Regions from separate parts of the Homo sapiens genome. Here region 1 is linked to region 2. The links are chromatin loops, found by intact Hi-C in ENCODE. Cell type or tissue: CD4-positive, alpha-beta T cell. All regions are shown on one strand. Links, peaks and the distances in the headings refer to the core of each region. The heading gives the core; the rest is flanking DNA. Region 1 overlaps BHLHE40-AS1 (BHLHE40 antisense RNA 1). Region 2 holds the start of LOC124906209 (a long non-coding RNA gene).

The links. Hi-C counts contacts between places; a loop is a spot of excess contacts. Peaks named below come from ENCODE experiments on the same cell type or tissue, not always from the same donor. Only the 100,000 strongest peaks of a DNase experiment are listed, where the experiment ranks them.
Region 1: a loop joins it to region 2, with 1.9 times the contacts of the local background. A loop is called at or near these places in 5 of 110 quality-filtered maps.

What each region holds. Positions count from the first base shown.
Region 1 is chr3:4,930,432-4,938,773 of GRCh38, reverse strand. The region is part of intron 1 of BHLHE40-AS1 (BHLHE40 antisense RNA 1); the gene reads left to right. Among named protein-coding and RNA genes, the nearest start is that of BHLHE40, 45 kb to the left of the region's middle. In CD4-positive, alpha-beta T cell, for the core only: no CTCF peak of the experiment used is centred there; no DNase peak of the experiment used is centred there.
Region 2 is chr3:4,885,702-4,894,043 of GRCh38, reverse strand. LOC124906209 (a long non-coding RNA gene) reads left to right here and starts at 6,425. Exons shown (of 5, transcript XR_007095795.1): 1 at 6,425-6,893; 2 at 8,256-8,321. In CD4-positive, alpha-beta T cell, for the core only: no CTCF peak of the experiment used is centred there; a DNase peak (open chromatin) is centred at 4,683.

The sequences.
Region 1 (8,342 bases), core at 257-8,256, 45 kb before region 2:
GGAACCAGCCACCATGCTCTAAGAAGCCCAAGTCACATGGAGGGTGGGTGTCAGAAGACCACACAGAGCAGTGCCAAGGCACTCCAAGAGTGAGCCATCTTGAATGTATCACACCAGACTGAGCCCTTAAATCATGGGTGGTCAAACAGTGCCTTTCAGTGAAATCTGGTCCGCCATCTGATTTCTGTAAATCAAGTTTTATTGGAACACAGCTACGCCCTTTGATTTATATATTATCTATGACTACTTTGTCACAACAATGGTATGGCTGAATCATCATGCCAGTTGACCATATGGTCCACAAGGCCTAATGTATCTGTTATTTGGTCCTCTATGGGAAAGTTTGCTGAGCCCTGCCCTAGATGGCTGCAGCACCAGCTGGCTTCATGTGATGAAGAAATGCCAACCTGAGCCCAATCCACCCACAGACTCATGAGCCACAGTACAATGGTTGCTGTCTTAAACCATTAAGTTTTGGGATGCTCTGTTATATAGCCACAATAGTGACAAATTATACAATCCAATATCTGAATTGTATAAGCTTGATGATTTCATAGTTTAAATTTTTATGCTCTTTTCTTTTGTTTTAACTCTTTGTAAGCTTTATTTAACATTTTCTAAGTTGTGTTATCCATGTGTCATTGAAACTTCTCTTACCAAGGCAACCTTCTCCTTGTTGTTACATTCAATGGAGGTTTTTCAGTCTTCACCTCATTTGACTCTTGACCAACATTTGACACTGTTGAACTTCTTGGTTCCTGAGATATTTTTCCCTTTTATTCAGTTACAGCATTATCTCCAAGCTTTCTTTGGTTTTACAGGAAGCTCCTTATCAATTTTCTTTTGGAAATTCTGCCCAACACTTAATGTTAGAGTTTCTCAGAATTCTGTCTTAGATTTCATTCAATATTCAAAAGATATATATTTTTTAATTCATAAGTGAATAATCTACATATAGATTATACTTTATATCATTTCTATGTAGAAATACAAATTATTTTAAATTATAATTTGTATTTTTACATAGAAATTATATAAACTATAACATAATGTACTTTATGCCAGGCATTTTTCTAGGTACATTGGATACCTTAATAAACAAAACAGGCAAACAAAAGTCGTTCCTGCCCTTGGATAAATTTTTAAATGTACACATAATAAAATAAATTTTTGCAAAAGCTAGAAGTTGATAAGTGCTTTAGAAAAGAAAATCAACAGGGAAGGGGAAGGGAAGTAGGGAGTACGCAGGGGAAGGGGAGGGCAATTTAAAGAAGGGTACTCAGAATAGGCCTTTTTGAGATGATGATATTTGAGCAAAGCCTTAAAAAAGGCAAAAGACCTGACATGTACCTATGTCAGCATTTCTGGCAGAGAGAGTAGTATTTCAGAGACCTGAAAGCAAGGAGCATGTCTGAAAGGTTTGAAGACAAGAAGGTTGTCCCCTGTGGTGGAAACGAGTGAACATCAGGAGATGAAGTTGAAGAAATCTCAGGCTCCCGGGGTCCTGTAGGACCTTGTAAATTATGGTCAGGCATTTGTGTTTTCTGAGTGAGATGAAGGGTTACAGGGGAATTTTGAGAAGCATGAAGTCATCCGATCATCAAAAGAATCACTGTAGCTGCTGAACTGAGAAGAGAACAGAGGTGGCAGGAAGGGCGATAGAGAGACCTGCTAGAAGCTCTGGGAGTGACCAAGGGCAGCAGTGGAAACAAAGAGGAGTGACCATCTCTGGACAGTCGTACAGACTCATGCTTCCATGGTTCCTATTACCATTCACATGCTGATACTCCCCGGTCTATGTTCTAGCCCAGATGTCTCTCCTGAGTTTCAGACCCACATATTCCAAATACCTGTTTGTCTTCCCTTTTTTTTCCATGTTCCACAGGCACTTCAGTTTCTACGCTTTCCTCTAAAGCCTTTTTCTCCTCCCATGCTCCCTCTATGTCACTACTAAAGCCATGCAGCTACACCTTTCTATGAAGGCATTATCTTTAAAAGGTCACTGTTAAAACATATGTTAGTGGAGAATCTGTGCTGGTCCACAGACATTTTGGTTTCCACTAACACATCATTATGGTTTAGTTTATCAGCTTTTCTGCCTATGATGGTGGCTTTAAGGATTGGATATAGGATCAGCAGGTTTTAATTGGCATAGGAAGATGGAATCCTGCCTTAGAAGTCAGTTTAGGGCAGGGTGTACCATATTGGTGGGATGCTGAACACCCTGAGGATGGAAGATGGGAGTTACTGAGGGAATTCCTTTCATTTCACAGTTTTACCCAATACAGGAACTGTCACTGGAACACATAATTCTGAAATTGTCAGTTTTGTTACAAATAGTGCACTTATCACGTAACCGTCGTGCAAATAAAATTCTGTATATGTTATAGAATTTTAATATGTGAATTCCATTTTCTTCCATCTCTCTTAGGAATTGTTTTGTCCACTTGCCATAATAATTTTAGAATTTTGCATTCATCCTATTGACTTGTAGCAAAGGCAATACTTTCACTCTGGAAAACATTTAGTCTGAAGGTTGTGTGACTCCTTTTTCCACGATCTTTGTTTTTTCATAATTCGTGTGTAAAGGAGTTTACACATAAATATCTTAATCTTTTATTTCTAACCCTTACAAGAGTTTTTTTTTTAAATAATAGATACAAAGGAAATAAGTTTTCCTAAATTATATTTTACCACATCATACTTGTATGTGGGAACAAGTCTTATAAAAATCATTAATGTGAAACTAACTAGGCCAAGGAGAGCTATTATTTTTTATTAGAAAATTAACTTCAAAATGAATGTTTAAATACAAGCTTCACATAGTTAAAAATGCAATTAAGGCTGATTCATTGACACTTGAAAGCTCTTTTTATATATTTATCATTTATTCAACAAATATTTATCAAAGGATTGCTCTGTGCCAGGCAGTATGCTTGCACTTGGGGTGGAGCATAAACAAAGACAAGGACCCTGCACTGTGGAGCTTAATTCTAAAGGGAAAAGTAGACAAAAAATAAGTTAAAAAATAAATTACTGCTTGCAAAAAGTGCTAGGAAGGAAATAAACCAAATGGAGAGAGAGAGAGAGAGAGAGAAAGGAGAGGCTACTTGAAAGAAGGTCTTTCTGAGAAGATGAATGTGAGTTGAGACCTGAAACCACAAAGGTGAGGTTGAGTCAGCCATGAGAACTGAGAAATGCCTCCCAGCAGAGGGACCAGCAGGAGCAAAGGCCCAGAGGCAGGAAAGGCTTCATGTTCCAGAAACAGAAAGGAGGCCAAAGTGGCTTCAGTGAAGTGACCAAAAATGAGAGGCACCAGACAGGCTGGAGGGAGGGGCAGAAGCCAGATCACGCAAGACTCTGTAAGCCTTGGGAAGGAATTTGGATTTCATTCTGAATGTGATGAGAGGACAATGAAGGGCTTATGAAAAGGAATGATTTGACCTGATGCTCTCCTTTTTGTTTTTTTTTTTTTGTTTTGAGATGGAGTCTTGCATTGTCACCTAGGCTGGAGTGCAGTGGTGCGATCTCCACTCACTGCAACCTCCGCCTCCCAGCTTCAGGAGATTCTCCTGCGTCAGCCTCCCAAGCTGCTGGGATTACAGGTATGCACCACCAGGCCTGGCTAATTTTTGTATATTTAGTAGAGACGGAGTTTCACCATGTTGGCCAGCCTGGTCTCAAACTCCTGACCTCAGGCGATCCACCATCCTCGGCCTTCCAAAGTGCTGAGATTATAGGCATGAGCCACAATGCCCAGCTCTCCGGTTTTTTATTTATTTTATTTTTTAATTTTTAATTTTTATTTGTTTTAATTGTGGGAAAATACACATAACATAAAATTTACCATTTTAACCATTTTTAAGTGTACAATTCAGCAGTATTTTGTACATTCTCGTTGTGCAACTGTCACCACTGTCCATCTCAAGTACTTGTTTCATCTTCCAATGGAAATTCTGTCCCTCTTAAACACTAACTCCCCATTCTCTGCCTCCCCTCCCACACCATCTAATCACAATTCTACTTTCTGTCTCTGATTTGCATATTCTGGGTACCTCCAATAAGTGGATCATATAATATCTGTAATTTTACCTGGCTTATTTCACTTAGCATCATGTTTTCAAAGTTCACTCATGCTGTAGTATGTGTCAGAATTTCATTACTTTTTAAGGATAAATAATATTTCATTGTATACACACACTACATTTTGTTTATTCATCTGTTGATGGACACTGTCTTCTGCTTTTTAATGAAGGATTAATTATTTCAATGCTTTTTGTGGGAAGAAACAACAATATGAAAAATAGTTGTTGAATGGAGTTGTGTCTGATAGGATTTATACTCAAAATGATAATTGTGTAAACAAGGTATCAGTTTGTTTTTCTCTCACATAGAGGTAGATGGTCCAGGACCAGTATGATGGCTCCATACTTGTCAGGTTGTCAGGGACCCAGAATCCCTTCTGGCTTTCTCCTCCATCATCTTTAGCACAAGGGATTCCCATTCAAGGTCATCTCATGGTCACATGATAACTACAACAGCTCCCACAACCACATACGACCTCCAGGCAGCAGGAAGATGAAAGAGGGTAATACAAAATGGTGGCCAAAGACAAAATGTGCCACAACCGAGTGGTATGCTCGTGTAATTTGTTTTTAGAGATGGGGTCTTGCTATACTGCCAGGCTGGACTCAAACTGCTGGTCTCAAGCAATCCTCCTGCCTCAGCCTCCTGAATCACGTGCCACTGCATCTGGCACTGAGTTATATTCTTTAAAGAACTCTCCTAGAAGCTCATTGGCTGCCCTCACCTGCAATGGAGGCTGGAAATCTAGACTTATAGCCGTGCACCTTACCACATCCAGCATTATAGGGAGGTCTCTTCAGAAGGAAGGAAAGAAGGAAGAAAGAAATTCCTGATTGTCTCGGAAATAACAGAAGTGTTCTTGGTATCTTGGCATTTTGGCTGCTTGTGATGGTTGAATTTTAAAATTATAGCAATGGCTCCGTGGAAAATACACCATTTTTTCTTTTTCTTTTTTTGATACGGAGTCTCAATTTGTTGCCAGCCTGGAGTGCAGTGGCACAATCTCAGCTCACTGCAACCTCTGCCTCCTGGGTTCAAGCGATTATCCTGCCTCAGCCTCCCAAGTAGCTGGGACTACAGCCGCGTGCCACCACGCCCAGTTAATTTTTGTATTTTTAGTAGAGACAGGGTTTCACCATGTCGGCCAGGTCAGTCTCGATCTCTTGACTTCATGATCTGCCCGCCTCGGCCTCCCAAAGTGCTGGGATTACAGGCATGAGTCACCGCGCCCGGCCGACATCATCCTTTTAAGAGGAGACAGTGTGTGGGAATTAAGTTGCCTTGCTGTTAACTTTTCAATTGGCCCATAGGCGATTTCCCTGTCCTATCTACTTATATTTGAAATCCACTATTAAATGATAGAACTCAGAGGTACATGTTGTGCTTATTGGCTAAAGAAATCTTTTTTTGTGTGCAGTTGCAGTTGGTTTTCTTTTCTTTTTTTGTTAAAAATTTAAACTTAAAAAGGACTAAAGTCACTTCTGGAATTTCAGGAGTGGGTGGAGGTTTAAACAAATAACAACAGAAAAAATGAGAGTGAGTATGTCCAATCAGATGCACTTTCCTCTAGTTAAAAATAAATAAAAATACTAGTTTTTTCATGTTTTCTTCACCCACTTAAGAAGCATAAAATACATTTTTTCTTTACTTTTGTATTAACGTATGGTTTACATATAGTAAAGTCCAAAAATCTTAAATGTAAAGCTTCTCTGAATTTTTACATTTTACATTTACATTATACACCTGTATAGTTGCCAACTGGATCAAAATATAAGCAATTTCCTGCATCTAGAAGTTTCCCTCAAATCCCCAACCAATTTCCCCCCCAAAATGCAACTACTCTTCTGGTTCTTCTTATTATAAGTTAATTTTGTCTGTTCAATAAAATACATGTATGTATGTATGTATGTATGTATTTATTTATTTATTTATTTATTTATGTTTTAGAGACAGAGTCTCACTCTGTCATCTAGACATTACCTCGGCTCACTGCAGCCTCGACTTCCAGGCTCAAGTGATCCTCCCACCTCAGCACCCCCGCCACCCCGAGCAGCTGGGACTACAGCCACACATCACTATCATCCCTGGCTGATTTTTGTATTTTTTTATAGAGACGGGGTTTTGCCATGTTGCCCAGGCTGGTCTCGAACTCCTGGGCTGAAGAGATCCTCCTACCTTGGCCTCCCAAAGTGCTGTGATTACAGGCGAGACCCACCATGCCCAGCCTAAAATACGAGTTTTCAAACTTTTTATTTGGAAGCTTGAAGAAAGGTTGCAAAAACAGTACAAAGAGCATCCTTATTCCCTTTACCCAGATTTACCTGTTGTTAACATTTCTTTTCTTTTTTTCTTTTTCTTTTTTTTTTTTTTCTCACCAAGACCAGGCTCTCAAACCTGCTGTTAACATTTTTCTCTCCTTTATAATTTGCTCCTTTTCTCTCTCTCCCTGTCTCCACCTCCGTTCCCTCCAGCCACACATACTTTTTTCTGAAGTATTTGAAGTATTGAGGTGTGTTTGTTTTTGTTTGTGGTAGAGATAAGGTCTCACTGTGTTCCCCAAGCTGATCTCAAACTCCTGGCCTCAAGAGATCCTCTGACCTCAGCCTCCTAAAGCACTGGGACTACAGGCATGAGCCACCACACCTGGCTGAGGTGTTAATATAATATTTTCATCTAGTGTACCACCCATGCTCCAGTTTTGTCAATTGACTCAATAATTTTCTTTTTTTTAGCATGTTTTCCTCTTCAATACAGGATCTAGTCTAGGATCTGGCATTGTATTTAGTTGTTACATCTCTTTAGACTCCTTTAATCTGAAACAATTTTTCAGCTTTCCTTTGTCTTTTATGACAGTGACATTTTTGAAAAATACAGGCCTTCTCTTTTTAAACTAGAGTATTTCTCATTTTGGTTTAGTCTGATGTTTCCTTGCTATTAGATTCAGGGTCTCCACACCTAGCCATAATACCACACATCTGCCCCATGCTGGTGCTGTTAATTTTGATAATCTGGTCAAAGCTTTGTCTGATTTTTCCACTGAATACTTACTATTTTTCTTTTACACTTAACAATCTGTGGGTAGACATTTAAAGATCATGCAAATGCCCAGCTCTTCATCAAACTCACCCTCCTAGATTTAGCATCCATGAACAATTCTTGTCTGTATCAATATTTACTTTGTCGATTGCAAAAAATGATGATTTTCCAATGGCCACACTCCATTTTTAACTTCGTCTCAGGACGACTTTAGGATTTAGAACATCCTAAAAAGAACAAACCAACGGCCAATTCCTAATTTCTCTTAGCATGGTCTCTTTATTCTGCTTGCTGCTATATACTTGAAGTTACCCTTCTCCCATTTGTCTCTCTTTCCTGGTTACTTCAGCTGCAGATTTCATCATGGCAGATTTCACCTATGGAAGAATTTTCCAGTAATCATGCTTTTGAGTACACCTGGGCATTTGATATCTGCTGTCTTTAGACCCTTAGAAGATGAAGTACTTCATCTTTCATTTAGAAAAATAACCACACACTCTCATACGATTATTATTCTGAAGACAGAAATCCAAATTATTGATTAGTGGTTCTTGGGGGAGGGGGAAGATATGGTTCCAATTAAATATGATGTTTCAGATAAACACCAGCATTAGAAACCACTAGAAGTGATAGGGAAAATATGACATTGATGTTTTTAAATGGAAGCTGTTCTCATTAGGGGCATGATATGCAAATTGCCAGTAAAACATCAGAGATAACAAACATTTTATTTGTTTTCTCAATTACAGAAGGTTGCCTTATTTTTCTATTCCTTAAAAATATGAATATGTTATAATTTTTCATAGAAATTCTCCCTAGGCACATATCTTTCTGCCCAGGGACAGCTACAATGGCAACTCTAGTAGTTCCATCCTTAAACCTTATCTTCATACCTGTAATCTAGACTGGAGGCCACTGAAGTGCAGGCTAATGCTTCTGGTTGGGGACCTGTAGGAGGCAGTGGTTGGATTTTAAACCAGTTACCAGGAAATGATCTTCCTCATCTCAAAAATCAACGATTCCACTTTGGGAAAGAGTTTTGCAGTTTTCCAAAAGTTAAACATAAAACATATGACCAGCAATGCTATTCCTAGGTATCTACCCATGACAAATGAAAATGTGTCCACATAAGGACTTGCACATGAATGTTCACAGATGCTTTATTCATAATAGGCCCAAACTGAAAACAACCTAATGTCCATCAACTGAAGAATAGATAG
Region 2 (8,342 bases), core at 108-8,107:
CTAATCCTGTCCCTCCTTCCACCCTCCACCATCGAGTAGACCCCGGAGTCTGTTGTGTTCTGAAGACCCCAGTCCTTCTTTGTGTTCATAGGTTCTCATCATTTAGCTCTCACTTATAAATGAGAACATGTGGTATTTGGTTTTTTGTTTCTGCATTAGTTTGCTGAGGATAATAGCCTCCACCTCCATCCATGTTCCCCCAAAAGACATGGTCTCGTTCTTTTTTATGGCTGTGCCGTATTCTATAGTGTGTATGTACCACATTTCTTTATCCAATCTGTCACTGATGGGCATTTAAGTTGACTTTGCTATTGTGAATGTAAAAATGTTTTTGTTAGTGTGAAGAGTGCTGCAATGAACATTCATGTGCATGTGTCTTTGTGGTAGAATGATTTCTATTCCCCTGAGTATATACCCAGTAATGGGATTGCTGGGTTGAATGGCAGTTCTGCTTTTAGCTTTTTGAGGAATCGCCATCCTGCTTTCCACAATGGTTGAACTAATTTACACTCCCATGAACAGTGTATAAGCATTCCCTTTCCTCTGCAACCTCACCAGACTGTTGTTTTTTTACTTTTTAATAATTGCCATTCTGACTGGGTGTGAGATGGTATCTCATTGTAGTTTTGATTTGCATTTCTCTAATGATCAGTGATATTGAGCTTTTTTCATGTGCTTTTTGGCCACATGGATGTCTTCTTTTGAAAAGTGTCTGTTAATGTTCTTTGCCCACTTTTTAATGGGGCTCATAAACACAAAGTTAACCTGAAAGTCCTGAAGAATCAATTTTTTAGTTTTGCTCTTGTTGCCCAGGCTGGAGTGCAATGGCGCAGCCTCGGCTCACTGCCTCCTGGGTTCAAAGGATTCTCCTGCCTCAGCCTCCTGAGTGGCTGGTATCACAGGCACGCACCACGATGCCTGGCTAATTTTTTATTTTTAGTAGAGATGGGGTTTCACCATGTTGGTCAGGCTGGTCTTGAACCCCTGACCTCAGGCGATACACCCTCCTCGGTCTCCCAAAGTGCTGGGATTACAGGCATGAGCCATTGCGCCCAGCCTGGATTCTGGCTTTTACTCTATGCTTCAAAGCATACTCCAAGATTATATTTAAAGATTATCTAATGGCTTATTCTAGTGCTCTCATGATTTTATTTCCCTTTTGCTCTTTCTAAAAATGTTAATTCATCTGGAATTTATCATGGTGAAACATGTAAGGCTTGGATACAACTTTCTCATTTTTTTCCCCAGAGGGCTACTCAGTTGCTCTGACATTGTTTATTGAACAGACTATCCTTTTCCATTGGTAAGTGGTGGCATTTTATCATATACTAAATTTCTTTTTGTATTTGAGTCAATTTCTGGACTTTGCATTTATAATTCATCGAGTTGCCTTGTCTATTCATATACCATACCCTTTTACTTTTAGAGCTTTATACTATATTTTAATATCTGATACAACTAAAAAACCCTTGTTTTTTTATTTTCAGGATTTCTGAATATTCTTGCTTCTTTATTTTTCCATATTATAATGAGCTTGTATAGTTTTTAAAAGTCCTTTTTTAAAATTGAGCTTTTGCATTATAGATTGGGAATAATTGACATCTTTACATAGTTAAGTCTTTTTATCTAAAAATACATACATCCTTCCATTAGTTCAAGTTTTCTTCTGTGATCCTCAGTGGCATTTTAAAGTCTTTTCATATAGCTCTTGTTCACTTCTTAAGCTTAGGAATTTAGTCTTTTTGTTCTACTATAAATAGGGCCCTTCTATTTTTAACCCCATGTTGTTTCAACGATTCTTAAAAGCCAAAAAAAGCATTTATTCTATCTTAATAAATGAACTTTCGTAAACATATAAGTAGCAATAGGACTTGTAAGTTAGTTCTGTCCTAAATAGTTCACTGGTTGGAAGAAAACAAACAAAAACCTTTCCCAAATTCATGCAAGTAAAATGATATTAAGAATACATTAAAATGTCTCTTCTTAAGACCTTTTTTTTTTTTTTTTTTTTTTTTTGGTAGAGACAGGGTCTGGTCATGTTGCCCAGGCTGCTCTCAAACACCTGTCCTCAAGCAATTTCCCCACCTCATCCTCCCAACGTGCTGGGGCTACAGGTGTGAGCCACTGCACCTGGCCTTACAATTGGTTTTTGACTGACTTTTGAATCTTAAAATGGGATCCATGTAATTTTCTCATTCTTACAAGTCACTCACTCTTCACATTTTGCCTATTTTGGGTACACATATTATTTCTCAGGGTGTTCTATTAACTGTTAACCTCTCCCTAGGGGAAGGCTGGTAGCTCAGCTGGTCTGATTCTGTCTCACCAATATCTTAGGACACAAATGTTTCTAGGAAGTAGAGCTCCTAGATCAAGCAGAAGAGGCAGCTGATGCCTCCCTTTCTTCCACACTTGCAGGTTCCCATCATCATAACCTGGCAAAGCAGTCATAGCCTGGGAAAGCAGTACTTACGGAGGAAATTAAAGCTCTACCCAGAACTGAGAACATTTCCAAGGTCAGCTACAAAGAAGAAAGGTGGAAGCCCTTTTAGAAGACTCCCAGATTTGTAACCTGGGAGGATGCAGGATACAGGAGTGAGTTGTTCTGGGAGGGGAGCCTGGAGCTGGGAGAATACTGGTCTGTGTAGCCCTACGATGGAACAGCCTCATGGAATGGGAGTTTTCCGTCAGTGAGTGGCCATGTTGGAGGCTTGCGTCTCATTCTTGGACTCAAGTTGCTTGGCTCTGACTTTGGAAGAACAATTGATAGGGCGGGGAGGGACTAGAGGCTATAATCTCCTTTTCCTAACACCCCAAAGCCCCCTTACAGGCAAAAATTCTACCTGTAACATTTTCTTGGCTTAATTGGTAGTATCTATATTTATTGAAGAGCAATCAAGAGGCCTTCTGCATAACAATACAGTACTATTAATAATAAAAAGTAGAAAGGCCAATATATTTGTAGAACCAAGCCCTGTACTCATCCTTTACATAGATTCCCTTATATTTTTAATTTTTTATTTTTATTTTTTTCTTGAGACAGTCTCAGGCCGCCCAGGCTGGAGTGCAGTGGTACGACCTTGGCTCACTGCAGCCTGCACCTCCCGGGTTCAAGTGATTCTCCTGCCTCAGCTTCCTGATTAGCTGGGATTACAGGCGCCCACCACCACACCCAGCTAATTTTTGTATTTTTAGTAGAGACGGAGTTTCTCCATATTGGCTAGGCTGGTCTCAAACTCCTGACCTCAAATGATCTGCCCGCCTTGGCCTCCCAAAGTGCTGGAATTACAGGCGTGGGCCACCACACCCGGCCAGATTCCTTTATTTTAATCCTCACAGCAGCCCTATAAATTTAGTAGTACAATCATTTCAAATTGATAGATGAGGAAACGCAGGTTTAGGGAAATTAAATAACCCATTCATGGTCACATGGCAAAAGGCAGAGTCCGGATTTGAAAACAAGCACCTGACTTTGATGGTCATGCTTTTTACCACCGCCCTTATGAACATTCATGGTAAACGTAGATATTTTGAAATAAGGGTGAGGAAAGAGCTTAAAGTTGTTTTTATATATTAAATACTCTGTCCTATCGTTTTACATATTAATATATTTGGTTTAAAATGTATGTTTTACTTATACTGACAGAGCTCATGTCTATGAGACATATTGTAAACTCCATTCACAGGCATTTAATGCTTTTGCATTTAAGTGAGTGATGTACTCATATAGACATTGAAGTATAAGCAACCAATCAACTAGAATGTTTATTCTTCAGTGCTCCGAAGATTATTCTACTTGTGACTATAATTCTGTACTCAGTTTATAACATTCTTGCAGAGATGTCAGGATGTGTGTGTGCGTGTGTGTGTTTATTATGAATAATATGATTTCCTTGTGGCTGTGAATTTCATCCTCTCTGTGATTCCTGTGCCCTAACCATATTGCTAGGCAACACCAAGCAACACACATCCCACATTTTCCTAATTCCTTTTGATGTTTCACAAATGGACCTTTGCTTTTATCTGCAAGCAGAATAACACCAGTGGGTTTAGGATTTTGGCTTTTTAAATAATCAGGTGTCCGGTGAGATCAAAGCTAAGTGACCATAATTGTCAGAAACTGGCAGAAAAAAGGAAGAGCTGGCATGAAGCAAATGCACATATTTGTTTTAAGACTTTGGCTGATGATTCGTTAGTGAAGTCTAATGTGATTTCTACCATTCTGACTTTGTAGATGACATCAAGGACAGTGAGTAGGTTGGCTTCCTTCCAAGGACTTAAAGTCCTCCTAGGGCTTGGAGGGTAATTGCATATGAAATACTCTTTCTGATACTGGCAATGTTGCACACATATCATTTTCCAGATGAAAATCAGGTGCCCATCTCCTCTGTCAAAACAGAAACCAATATTTTCAGGTCAAGATCCAGAATCTGGCAGATGTAATGCACAGACATCACATCACAAGCTAAAGAGCATTTACAGTTGTCCTGCCTTCTATGTGTAGGGAAAGGTCAGAGAGAGGCCTCAGTGGGCATGGAGAATGCCAGAACTGGGCCTACAGTGGACAAGGGCTCAGCACTTCATCACCACAAAAAAAGATCATTTGGTTTTTCCCCATCCACTCAAGCCAAGCCACAGAGAACCACAGGAAGTAAGACTGACGAGTTTCCCCACTGCTAACTGACAGTATTTGAGAAGTTGTGCTGCCCAAGTTAGAAAGCCCCATGATGGCACTCTAAACTAACACTCAACCTGTGAAAGCAAATATGTTATAATACCTTACTTGCAGGCTTGGGGAAGAGAATATTTTTCCAGACGGGAGATGAAACGGAAATGGGGCCACTGGTAAGAAATGCACTTGTGGGAAAATATGATTGTATGAGTTATCTACGGCTGTGTGACAATCTCCTGCACCCCACCTCCCCCCAAAAAACCCTGTTATCAGTTTAAAACAATATTAAGCATTTACTACTTCACTCAGTTTCAATGGGCCAGAAATGGAGGAGTGATGCAGCTTGGTGGTTCTGTCTCAGGATCTCTTATGAGATTGCAGTCCAGATGTCAGCCCTGGCTGCAGTCAACTGAAGGCTTGCCTGGGACTGGAGGAGCCACTTTCAACAGGGTTTACTCACGTAACTGGCAAGTCAGTGCTGGTGATTGGCAGGAGGACTCAGTTGCTCACCATGTGGCCCCCGAGCATCCTCGTAACATGGCAGCTGGCTTCCCCAGAGCAGACAAGCCAAGAGAGAACAAGGCAGAAGCCACAATATCTTTGACAGCCTAGTGTTGGAAGCCACGCTCCATCATTCCCACAATATCCTATGGGTTCTACAGGTGAGCCCTACTCAGTGTGGGAGGAAACTACATAAAGGCATGAATACCAGGAAGGGAGAGTCGCCAAGGGCTCTTTTGAAGGCCAGCTGCAATAATGATGGAGACATTTCTGTGCATACGATACTGAGAAGCAATTCGTGTATTGGTTGGGTGATGGATGGCACTCTTGTCATGGGTCCCAATGCAAGCTGCAAGCCAGTGCCTGCATTGGAATCATCTGGGAGCACTTTTTAAAGCACTGGTTTCCCTGGACCCTTCCCTGGACATTCTGATTAAGTCAAGGATGATGCCCAGGTTTGGGAACTACTGGATTAGATGATCTCTAAGATCAAGTCCAACCTTAACAGTGTTCCTCAAACTTACCTGATCATAGGTATTACCCAGGGAATTTATTAAAAATACAGATTTTTTTAGGCCCCACTTCCAGCTTCATGAATCAGAACATCCAGGGATGGGTCTGAAAATCTGTGTATTTATTTATTTATTTACTTAAGAGACAGAGTCTTGCCAGGCTGGAGTACAGTGGCACCATCATACCTCACTGCAGCCTTGAATTCCTGGGCCCAGGCGATCCTCCCATCCTGTCTTCCTAAATAACTGGGATTACAGGCATGTGTCACCACACCTGGCTAATTTTTAAAATTTTGTTGTTGTTGAGATGGAATCTTGCTATGTTGCTCAAGCTGGTCTTGAATTCTTGGGCTCAAGTGATCCTCCCACTTTGGCCTCCCAAAGCACTGGGATTACAGGCATGAACCACTGTGCCCAGCCTGTGATTTTGTTTAATTTTTAAATTTTTTGACCAGGTCATACATTTAAAATGATGGGAAATTCCAAAAGGTATAAAAGAGTGTCATTATAAAGTCTCTATCCCAACTTTGTTCTCTCAGTATCCCAATTCACCTACCTGGAGGTGCTCAATGTTGTTGGTTTCTTGTGTATTCTTCCAGCAATATATGAATATATAAGATATATAAAGTAAATATATTTATTTTAAATGAGAGAGAGAGTGTGTTTGTGTGTGTATTTTTCTTTTTTTTTTTTTTTTAACTCAAGGCAAATCTAAAGGGTATGCAGTGAAAAACAAGTGTATTCCTGGTTCTGATCACCAGTTTTTTCCTTCAGATTCACTTTTACCAGTTTCCCGTGTGTCTCTTTAAGAGACAGGATGCTGTTAGTTTGTCAAGTGACTCAGGTGATTCTTATAATCTGGTGCTTGGGACACCCCAGTTCTGTAATGTAAGTTATAATAGAAGCTGAAACAGCTGGAAAACCTCACTTGGTTACACGAGTTGCATGAAATGCATTAGATTGTATCTGGATGTCTTAGTTACATTTGTTCGTGTAATCATTATTTACCAAATAATGATTATTTACCAGGCCAAGTCATTATTTGCCAGGCCAAGTCAACGATGAGCAATGGACCCAGCTCACGGGAGCTTGCAGTCTAACACAGGAAACAGCCACCTGCATCTGTAAAGGTGCGTGCAGGGCGCCGCAGAAGCTCCTTGGCATCAGAAGTGAGTGGAGGCTTCTGGAAGGAAGGGATTTCCACAGAGGTAAAAATGATGAGGAGGTGGGGCTCATTGGGCAAATGGAGAGGACGATATTCCTGGCAGAGAGAAAAGGACAAATACGAAGTTCCCAGGTTTTGATCTGGTACGCTGCTCTCAGGCAACCAAAAAGTAGAGCGTTTTGGTGTTTGTGCGCAGAAGAGGCTCAAGATAAAACGAGAGAGGTAAACTGAGGTCAAAATAAGATGGGGAAAAAACACGATGACTCTGAATGTCAGATATTAAGTTTGGGAATGATACGATCAGCACGGGGGAAGAATCGATGTGGGTGTAAAAAAAATGGACTAGAAGGGGGCTGGGCATGGTGGCTCATGCCTGTAGTTCCAGAACTCTGGAAGGCCAAGGTGGGAGGATCACTTGAGCTCAGGAGTTCAAAACCAGCCTGGGCAACATGGCAAGACCTCGTCTCTACTAAAAATACAAAAATTAGCCAGGCATTGTGGCGCACGCATGTAGTTCCAGCTACTCAGGAGGCGGGAGGATCGCTGGAGCCCTGGAGGCTGAGGCTGAAGTGACCAGTGTTTGCTGCACTGCACTCCAGGCTAGGCGACAGAGTGGGACCGTGTCTCAAAAAAAAAAAAATAAAAAAGACCAGAAAGGAGTGGTAACAACTTGGAGGTGGGAAGATAATTTAGGAAGTTGTTATCAAAATCCAAGAAAGAGACCAGAATGGGCTGCATTAGGTGGCCATTGTAGGGATGCACAAAACTGGAAACACTGACGTTATTAAAGAGGTAGATTCACCTGGACTTGGTGATTGATTGAAAAGGGCTGTAACTGGGACATTTCCAAATTTCCAGCATGGGCAACCACCTGTGTTTCAATAGGGAATACCTGTGGGAAAGTGCTTGGGGAGGAGGCACGAGGGAGGGTGAAGGGTAAGTCTAACATTCTGAGTTTGAGGAAGAGAGAATACGTGGGTAAATTAAAGTTTAGAGTCCAACAGAAAAATAAGAGCCTGTTTGTGACGGTCCATGGCAGGACAGGCATCTTCTAATTTCTCTTTAAACCTTATTTAGTTTGCATCTCTGCCCCCATCCCCACACTCTCTCGCCCACCATAAAGCAGGCTGGCACTGACAGTCCCTTCAACCTTCTCCACGGGTTGGAGTGGAAGGGGTGAACGAAGGTCCTGCCCTCCAAGCAGCTGCATTCACAAAATTCCGAAGCTGGCCAATAGTGTATTCCGTTCTGTAAAAAGATATGTTTTTTTTTTTCTGAGGCAGGGTCTCACTATATTGCCCAGGTTGCTCGAAAATAGTATTCCCAGGATGGTTATAAACAGTTTCATGTTTCCCAGAATCAAAACCCAGACTCTAAATTCACTTCCTTGATTGATTTATTCTAGGTACTGATGAGACCTCTTTAGTATGACACTGGCAACTGACGGCACTGCGGATATGTTTGGAATAAGGTAAGCCTGCAGCCACAGTTT